2 separate regions of the Homo sapiens genome follow, and region 1 is linked to region 2. Evidence: chromatin contacts called from ENCODE Hi-C or POLR2A ChIA-PET data. All regions are on one chromosome and are shown on one strand. Each heading gives the region's core, a stretch centred on a gene start or an enhancer-like site at or near the end of the contact. The rest is flanking DNA. Distances are from core to core; before and after follow the strand shown. Region 1 holds the start of SMIM8 (small integral membrane protein 8). Region 2 holds the start of ORC3 (origin recognition complex subunit 3).

What was found. A loop is a pair of places that touch in the nucleus more often than their neighbours do. ChIA-PET counts read pairs that join two places held with the same protein, here RNA polymerase II (POLR2A). Pooled maps may share reads with other maps.
Region 1: a map of natural killer cell shows a loop between it and region 2 (17-fold over the local background). The contact joins the promoter of SMIM8 here to the promoter of ORC3 in region 2. A Hi-C loop is called at or near these places in 5 of 168 maps with a recorded cell type or tissue (CD4-positive, alpha-beta T cell, CD4-positive, alpha-beta memory T cell, CD8-positive, alpha-beta T cell and 2 more), 1 of 37 single-sample maps with no recorded cell type and 16 of 50 pooled maps. POLR2A ChIA-PET finds 5 or more read pairs at or near these places in 2 of 52 experiments (HEK293 and activated T-cell).

The regions. Positions count from the first base shown.
Region 1 is chr6:87,320,902-87,325,323 of GRCh38, reverse strand. It overlaps SMIM8 (small integral membrane protein 8), which reads right to left and starts at 2,736. Exons shown (of 4, transcript NM_001042493.3): 1 at 2,692-2,736. It overlaps GJB7 (gap junction protein beta 7), which reads left to right. Exons shown (of 3, transcript NM_198568.3): 2 at 2,281-2,458. RefSeq lists a silencer at 2,625-2,914.
Region 2 is chr6:87,586,955-87,591,386 of GRCh38, reverse strand. ORC3 (origin recognition complex subunit 3) reads right to left here and starts at 1,252. Exons shown (of 20, transcript NM_012381.4): 1 at 1,195-1,252. The coding sequence starts at 1,218. It overlaps RARS2 (arginyl-tRNA synthetase 2, mitochondrial), which reads left to right and starts at 1,400. Exons shown (of 20, transcript NM_020320.5): 1 at 1,400-1,465. The coding sequence starts at 1,430. RefSeq lists enhancers at 1,316-1,545, 1,309-2,270.

The sequences.
Region 1 (4,422 bases), core at 1,487-3,986, 270 kb after region 2:
CTCTCACCACTCCTATTCAACATAGTGTTGGAAGTTCTGGCCAGGGCAATTAGGCAGGAGAAGGAAATAAAGGGTATTCAATTAGGAAAAGAGGAAGTCAAATTGTCCGTGTTTGCAGATGACATGACTGTATACCTAGAAAACCCCATTGTCTCAGCCCAACATCTCCTTAAGCTGATAAGCAACTTCAGCAAAGTCTCAGGATACAAAATCAATGTACAAAAATCACAAGCATTCTTATACACCAGCAACAAACAGAGAGCCAAATCATGAGTGAACTCCCATTCACAATTGCTTCAAAGAGAATAAAATACCTAGGAATCCAACTTACAAGGGATGTGAAGGACCTCTTCAAGGAGAACTACAAACCACTGCTCAAGGAAATAAAAGAGGATACAAACAAATGGATGAACATTCCATGCTCATGCGTAGGAAGAATCAACATTGTGAAAATGGCCATACTGCCCAAGGTAATTTACAGATTCAATGCCATCCCCATCAAGCTACCAATGTCTTTCTTCATAGAATTGGAAAAAGCTACTTTAAAGTTCATATGGAACCAAAAAAGAGCCCACATCGCCAAGTCAATCCTAAGCCAAAAGAACAAAGCTGGAGGTATCACACTACCTGACTTCAAAGTATACTACAAGGCTACAGTAACCAAAACAGCATGGTACTGGTACCAAAACAGAGATATAGATCAATGGAATAGAACAGAGCCCTCAGAAATAACGCCACATATCTACAACTATCTGATCTTTGACAAACCTGAGAAAAACAAGCAATGGGGAAAGGATTCCCTATTTAATAAATGGTGCTGGGAAAACTGGCTAGCCATATGTAGAAAGCTGAAACTGGATCCCTTCCTTACACCTTATACAAAAATCAATTCAAGATGGATTAAAGACTTAAACGTTAGACCTAAAACCATAAAAACCCTAGAAGAAAACCTAAGCATTACCATTCAGGACATAGGCATGGGCAAGGACTTCATGTCTAAAACACCAAAAGCAATAGCAACCAAAGCCAAAATTGACAAATAGGATCTAATTAAAGAGCTTCTGCACAGCAAAAGAAACTACCATCAGAGTGAACAGGCAACCTACAAAATGGGAGAAAATTTTCACAACCTATTCATCTGACAAAGGGCTAATATCCAGAATCTACAATCAACTCAAGCAAATTTACAAGACAAAAACAAAGAACCCCATCAAAAAGTGGGCGAAGGACATGAACAGACACTTCTCAAAAGAAGACATTTATGCAGCCAAAACACACATGAAAAAATGCTCACCATCACTGGCCATCAGAGAAATGCAAATCAAAACCACAATGAGATACCATCTCACAGCAGTTAGAATGGCAATCATTAAAAAGTCAGGAAACAACAGGTGCTGGAGAGGCTGTGGAGAAACAGGAACACTTTTACACTGTTGGTGGCCTGTAAACCAGTACAACCATTGTGGAAGTCAGTGTGGCGATTCCTCAGGGATCTAGAACTAGAAATACCATTTGACCCAGCCATCCCATTACTGGGTATATACCCAAAGGACTATAAATCATGCTGCTGTAAAGACACAAGCACACGTATGTTTATTGCGGCATTATTCACAATAGCAAAGACCTGGAACCAACCCAAATGTCCAACAATGATAGACTGGATTAAGAAAATGTGGCACATATACACCATGTAATACTATGCAGCCATAAAAAATGATGAGTTCATGTCCTTTGTAGGGACATGGATGAAATTGGAAATCATCATTCTCAGTAAACTATCGCAAGAACAAAAAAGCAAACATCACATATTCTCACTCATAGGTGGGAATTGAACAATGGGAACACATGGACACAGGAAGGGGAACATCACACTCTGAGGTCTGTTGTGGGGTGGGGGGAGGGGGGAGGGATAGCATTGGGAGATATACCTAATGTTAGATGTCCAGTTGGTGGGTGCATCGCACCAGCATGGCACATGTATACATATGTAACTAACCTGCACATTGTGCACATGTACCCTAAAACTTATAATAATAACAAATAAATAAATAAACAAAACAAAACAAAAGTATCTTTCCACCTCTTGGATGTAGTACTGTCTCTGAAAAAAGGGGAAAGGCTTTGCTGGCGACAGCCTGAGTACTGACAATCTGAGTCTCATCTGGCTTCCCCCAATGTCATGGACTACTGTTCGGTGCCGAAGGCTTACTCAAAGACAGACGCATTGGAAGCCTCCAAAAGAAAACTTCATTCCGTTAAGTTCTACACATTGTGTTGCAGGGCTGAAAAAGCACGAGTGTCCGCACTATGACAAAAGAAAAGCGGCGTCTCCTCAAAACACCACCATGTTCCCCTATGAGTCTGGTGAGCCAAGACACTAAGAAACTGCAGGAAACGAGAGAGTTCTCGGGGTGGGGGTGTCCATGGATGAAGCACCGAACAAACTGGAGCCCGCAAGGTGAGTACGGGAAATGGGCTCTGTGGGGCCAGAGAGCTTCACCGACTTGGGGTGCGGGTACAGGGAGTCCACGGAGAGGCAAAGATTTGGGCTATCCGAGAGGACGCTCCCTCCCTGGGAGGGAGACCGGCAGGGCAGCTGGGAAGGGCAGAGACGGGAGCGTGATGGTGCGGCCGCCCTGGCCCCTCCAGGCCGGCGCCCAGCCACTCAACACCACCGAAGCCGCCGCTTACCTTTCGCGGGGTCACCTCCTCTCCTCGCCCGAGACGCCCCGCCCCGCTTCGCCGCCCCGCCTGCTAGAGAGAGCGGCGGAGGGCGCCCCGCCCGGCGCCACAGCGTCCCCTGTCTTCCGGAGGCTGCGGCGCAGCGGCGCGGGGCTGCGGGGACCCATCCAGTGCTAGCCTTTCCGGTTCTGAGGACCTCGCGCCCCTCCTTGGGGTCTGCGGGCTGAAGTGTGCAAGGGACGTTTTTGCTTTCTTCCCTTTTTGACCTTTAGTTTTCCACCTCCCAACTTCAAATTACGTTCCAGTTCGGTGTGTATGTTTGTATAAATAAAAGGAGACATCTCCTAGAAGTATGTTTATTTCATGAAAGTGGAAAGCATTCTGATTTGGGAAAGAAAGCTAGATCTGATTTCTTCCTACCCCTACTTTAGGGGAACAGTCATTTAAGTGTAGAGTTAATACTCTGCCATTACGTTAGGGCCTTGAGAGTCCAAGATGCAGGATGTATGCAGGTGCAGTTGAGACAAGAATAGATATAGGGATGCTGGTTTGCACATACTTTGCTGATGTTTAAGTTTGTTGGGATACACGTGAAAACTGATGTGGTTTGGCTCTGTGTCCCCACCCAAATCTCATATGGAATAATAGCCCCCTTGTGTTGAAGGAGGGGCCTGGTGAGAGGTCACTGAATCATGGGGCCGACTTCCCCCTTGCCATTCCCATGATGGAGTTCTCAGAAGATGTTTGTTTATAAGAGTGTAGCACTTCCCCCTTCACACTCTCTCTCTTTCTCTCTCTCTCCTGCACCACGGTAAGACGTGCTTGTTTCCTCTTCCACCATGATTGTAAGTTTCCTGAGGCCTCTGGAGCCATACCTCCTGTACAGCCTGTGGAACTGTGAGCTAATGAAACCTCTTTTCTTTATAAGTTACCCAGCCTCAGGTGGTTCTTTCTAGCAGTGTGAGAAGAGACTAATACAAAAACCAAAAATAAAATTCTAAGCACCACCATCACCAACCCACCCCTGAAAGGAATGGACCTCTGTCTTGGCCAAGGTAATCTCAAAAAAACCCTGAAAAATGAGTTCAGGCCCTGATGGGAAGGGGTGGGCGGTTGGATATGCCTCATTATACCTTCCTCCCGTTGGAGGTTAGACACAACTGACCAGCATTAACATTAAAACGGAGATCGTAAGACTGGTAAAATATACTGTAGCAATAAGAAAATTCCAACCTGACTCTGGAATAACATCACGTGACACATAGTGGGACCTGAAAGAAATAAAAATATGTTACCCCAAAATATATTTATTTGACTATTTTGAAATGGCCTCGCAAAGCTGTCTCTTGTTGGGGAAAACTTACATTCTATAGAAAATCTCTTTCCCTTACTAGATCTTTTTTTTTTTTTTTTTTGAGATGGAGTGTCGGAGTGTCACTCTGTCACCCAGGCTGGAGTGCAGTGGCATGATCTCGGCTCACTGCAACCTCCACCTCCTGGGTTCAAGCAATTCTCCTGCCTCATCCTCCCGAGTAGCTGGGACTACAGGTGTATGCCACCAAGCCTAGCTAATTTTTGCATTTTTAATAGAGACAGAGTTTCACCATATTGGTCAGGCTGGTCTCGAACTCCTGACCTCAGGCAATCCACCCACCTCGGCCTCCCAAAGTGCTGGGATTACAGGCGTGAGCCACTGTGCCTGGCCCCTTACTAGGTCTTTTCCAGAGAGTCTGACATCTT
Region 2 (4,432 bases), core at 3-2,502:
CCGTTTTAATCAAAATAAAAAATCAGATCCATGACATAGCCTTCTTCATCAATCCATTGTTTTAACATAGGGAGAATGTAGCTTCTTCATGTGCATTTTTCAGCTTTCTCAGACAGCTTAACTTCAGGGGCTTCCCGCTGCACTTACAATAGAACTCAAGGTCTTACTTTTTGTGGTCCAGAACAGCGCTGTCCAACAGAACTTTCTGTAATGATAGAAATGTCCTATATCTGCACTATCTAAAATGGTAGCTGCAGCCACATGTGATGATTGAGCACTTGAAATGTGGTTAGTGCAACGGAGAAACTGAATTTTTATTTAATCTTACTTTATTTTAACTCAAATTTAAATAGCCACATGTGGTGAGTGACTAACACATTGGACAATACAGCTCTAGGGCTTATCTTCTTACCAACTACACTATGTCTTGCAATTTCTTGCCATCTAGGTAGCCAACATGAGGAGGTCTATAAGATATCCCACCACACACACCCGCATCCACATTACTTTTTCATTCTCATTTTTCATGACGCTCCCACTCTTTGTCTACTTTCTGATTATGATTTTTAAATTCCTCTAATATGCCATTTTATTTCTATCTTCTGGGCCGAAGAAACATGCTGTTCTCTCTGCCCTCCTCGCCCTAATCCTTAACCTAACTTCTACTCATTTTTCAGGTCTCAGCGAAAGGGTCACTTTCTCCAAAAAGCCTCCGCTAACCCCCGACAACCTATATTAGGTTCTTCCCACTCTTCTGTTGTCTGCCTAGAACTCTTTTCCTTGCTAACACTTAAAATTTGTGATCGTCAGTTTATCTATGTTTACCGACTTTCTTGACTGCAGAAACTGAATCTGTTTTGTTTACCACTGCATCTTGGTACCTAACGGAGTGCTTGGCGCACAGTATTTGTGAGATGGAAAAATGAGAGACTGGGCCACATCATCAGGACATCCGACCTCCACCAACCAGAACTTAAAAATCCTCCTAGCCATACCACAAGGCAGATCCGCGTCCTCGCTCCCCAAGCAAAGTTGGCCTCAACTGATCTGGAGCAAGGACGCCTCAGCTCAGTACGCCGCTCCCTCCCTCCTCTCCAGCCAGGGAAGGGATGCCTACGTAACCTCGGCTTCATCCCTTCTTCAAAGGGGAATGAGGCAGCGGTAGAGCCACAGTGCGCATCGGCCACCACATACCTTAGACATCGAGGACGTAGCCATGGTCTTACTGACTCTGCGTATTCCAGATGCACTCGGGATTTCCCGCGCGCCCTCGCGGCTGCAGGGCAGAGGTTAGTGGCGAGCCACACGGCTCCTTGATTGGCTGGCATCACCCTCCGGGGCGGGTTTCCGGCGCGGGGAGGCGGGTCGTATAAGGAGGTGGGGCGAGGCCGGAACTGGCGGACTGCGGCGCACTTCCGTAGAGGTGGACATGGCGTGCGGCTTTCGCCGCGCTATTGCTTGCCAGGTATGGATCCCGGAGCGCGCAGAGGAGTCCCTGAGGAGCTAGGGACCCCAAAGGCCTTTCACCGCTGCGGGCCAGTCCTCAGTCAGCTGGAGGGTGGGTCCCACGGAATCCTGTTAGTTTCTACCACCTCCTCCCCCTTCTCTGGAGCTGGTGGAGCTTCAGAAGTCCTGTGGAGCGTCGGCTGGGATCAGTTTGTCTCGGTGAAAAGTAAACTTTGAAAGGTACCTGGTGCTTTCTTCTCTCCTTCCCACCCCACAGCTATGAATGCTTTACCTGGGTGGCGGCAAGTCATTAGACCATGATTAGACCCCATAGAAGTTAGTGTTCTTTACACTTTAGTGACATTGATGATGGATCTGGATTGTTCTTCAGAAGGACCTCATTTTAAAGCTGCTTATTTCTCTTGCAGTCACTTAGGCAGCCTACCCTAGAATTGTTTTTGGTAACGCCCAAAGATATAAGAGCTATCTGAGACTCAGTTTTTCTTGGTTCAGGGTCGTATTTGAACAGCTCTGTTGTGAGGAAGGGCTTACAAAATTGCAATATAATTGCTTTGTTTTGTTTTTCCTTTTTGTGGAGAACGGGGTCTCGCCGTATTGCCCAGGCAGGCCTCAAACTCCTGGGCTCAAGCTGTCCTCCCTCCTCTGCTTCCCTAAGAGCCGGGATTACAGGCCTGAGCCACCGCGCTGGGCAAAATTGCAGTATAAATGTGGAATTAATCAAAAAGAATTTTTAAGACTCATTGGCCACCCTTGCAAGGAAACTTTCTATTGTGGTCTTGGCTAACCCATTTCCTTCTGATTAATGGATGTACTAGTGGACGTAATTAGCCTGGTGTATAATTTATCTTGGCTCATTTTTACAGTATTTCTAGACATTTGTGGGGAAATCCCTCTGCCTTGTCTTTATGTTTATAGATGTACTGCCCTGTCCGGTGATAATTCGCCAAATATCACCAACATGACATTTTGTTAAGACAGCTGAATTTATTGCTCACTGGGATAAGGAAGAACACCACTGAGAGCTTTGGTAGTGTATTAAACTGGGAAAGCAAGGTCAGATTTTACTGATGGGTATGGCTTAAGGCTGGTCTTTCAGAGGGAGAGGGTAGGAGGGTGTTGGAGGAAGATGGCTTGATTAGGGTTGGACTCTGATCTGATACAGCGGTTTAAGATTGATAGGAAAAGCAAAGAGTGCAAGAAGCCTTAAGGCATAAACTATTGAGGTTTTCTATTGGAAGAACTAATAGGCCTGGCATGTGGTTCATGCCTATAATCCCAGCACTTTGGGAGGCCAAGGTGGGAGGATGGCTTGAGCCCAGGAGTTCGAGACCAGCGTGGACAACATAGGTAGACCCCGTCTCAACAAAATTTTTTTTAAAAAGTAGCCAGGCATGATGGTGCACCTCTGTAGTCCTAGCTGCTTGAAAGGCTGAGTCTGGAGGATCACTTGGACGGACCCACGAGTTTGAAGCTACAGTGAGCTATGATTGTGCCACTGCACTCCAGGGTGGGTGACAGAGCGAGACCCTGTAAACAAAAAATAAAAATAAAAAACGTGAAAAGCTAATAGATTTCTCATGAAGTTCTTATAATGAATGATTAAGTTATTTGGGCAGAAGTCTTCTAGAACAGTAAAGTTATGCTAATGAAGACAAAAAATAATAAATTCATGTTAATGTAGACAGTAAACCATATCAGGGAAGGTAGTTTTGGACCTTAGTATCTAAGCTGTGTGTAAGGGTGGACGTTTTCCATTCTTAGCCCTTAAGTAAAGATAGTGCCATGATGAGAAACAAATTGTGTTTAGTTTTGCAAAGGCTGTGTTCTTTGTAAAGACTGTAAATTGGACCAGGCATGGTGGCTCACACTTGTAATCCCAGAACTTTGAGAGGCCGAGGTGGGAGGATCCCTTGAACTGAGACGTTCAAGACCAGCCTGGGCAACATAGGGAGACCCCCATCTCTATAAAGAAATAAAAAACAAAACTTAGGTGTAGTGGCACACACCTGTGGTCCCAGCTGCTTGGGAAGCTGAGGTGGGAGGATCGTTTGGGCCCAGGTGGCTGAAACTAGCAAGCTTTGATTGCACCGCTGCACTTCAGCCTGGGGGACAAAGTGAGTCCCTGTCTCAAAAAAAAGAAAAAGATAAGTTGGAGAAACAAGAACTAATATATTGAGTATATATTTGTGCTAGTTACTACACATTCACATTTAAGCTCATGGCAACCCTGTGATATAGAAGTATTAACCTTATTATATAATTGAGTCAGTTGAGATCCACAGAGATTAAATAACTTACCCAAAGCCACATCATCAATACATTGTAGAGTTGGTTTATGAACAGAACTCTAACTTTAAAATTAGATCTTTCCTATATACTGTGCTCTTTGTGAAAGCAAGAAGCACAGTCCAATCATTGAACAGAATCTAATGGATTTATACAGCAGTGTAAATTATGCAGATATATATGTATTTCTCTGAATATAGAGTCATTGGGGAATGATCTGAAACTTGAGGATAAATAATAATATTTTCAATACGTTAGGACATGGGGAAAAAAGAGCAAAGAAAAAACATGTTCCGTACAGTTTGAGCATCCCTAAGCTGGAAATCTGAAATGCTCCAAAATTTGAAACTTTTTGAGTGCTGACATGAGACTCAATGTTCATTGAGTTCATTGGAGCTCAATTGGAAATTGGAAATGTTCATTGGAGAATTCCAGATTTTCAGATTAGGAGCTGGGTATGGTGGCTCATGCCTATAACCCCAGCACTTGGAGAGACTGAGACAGGCAGATCACTTGAGCCCAAGAGTTCAAGACCAGCCTGGGAAACTAATTAGAAAATTAGTTGGGCATGGTGGCACCCTCCTGTAATCCCAGATACTTGGGAGGCTGAGGTGGAAGGATCACTTGAACCTGAGAGGTGGAGGTTGCAATGAGCCAAGATTGTGCCACTGAACTCCAG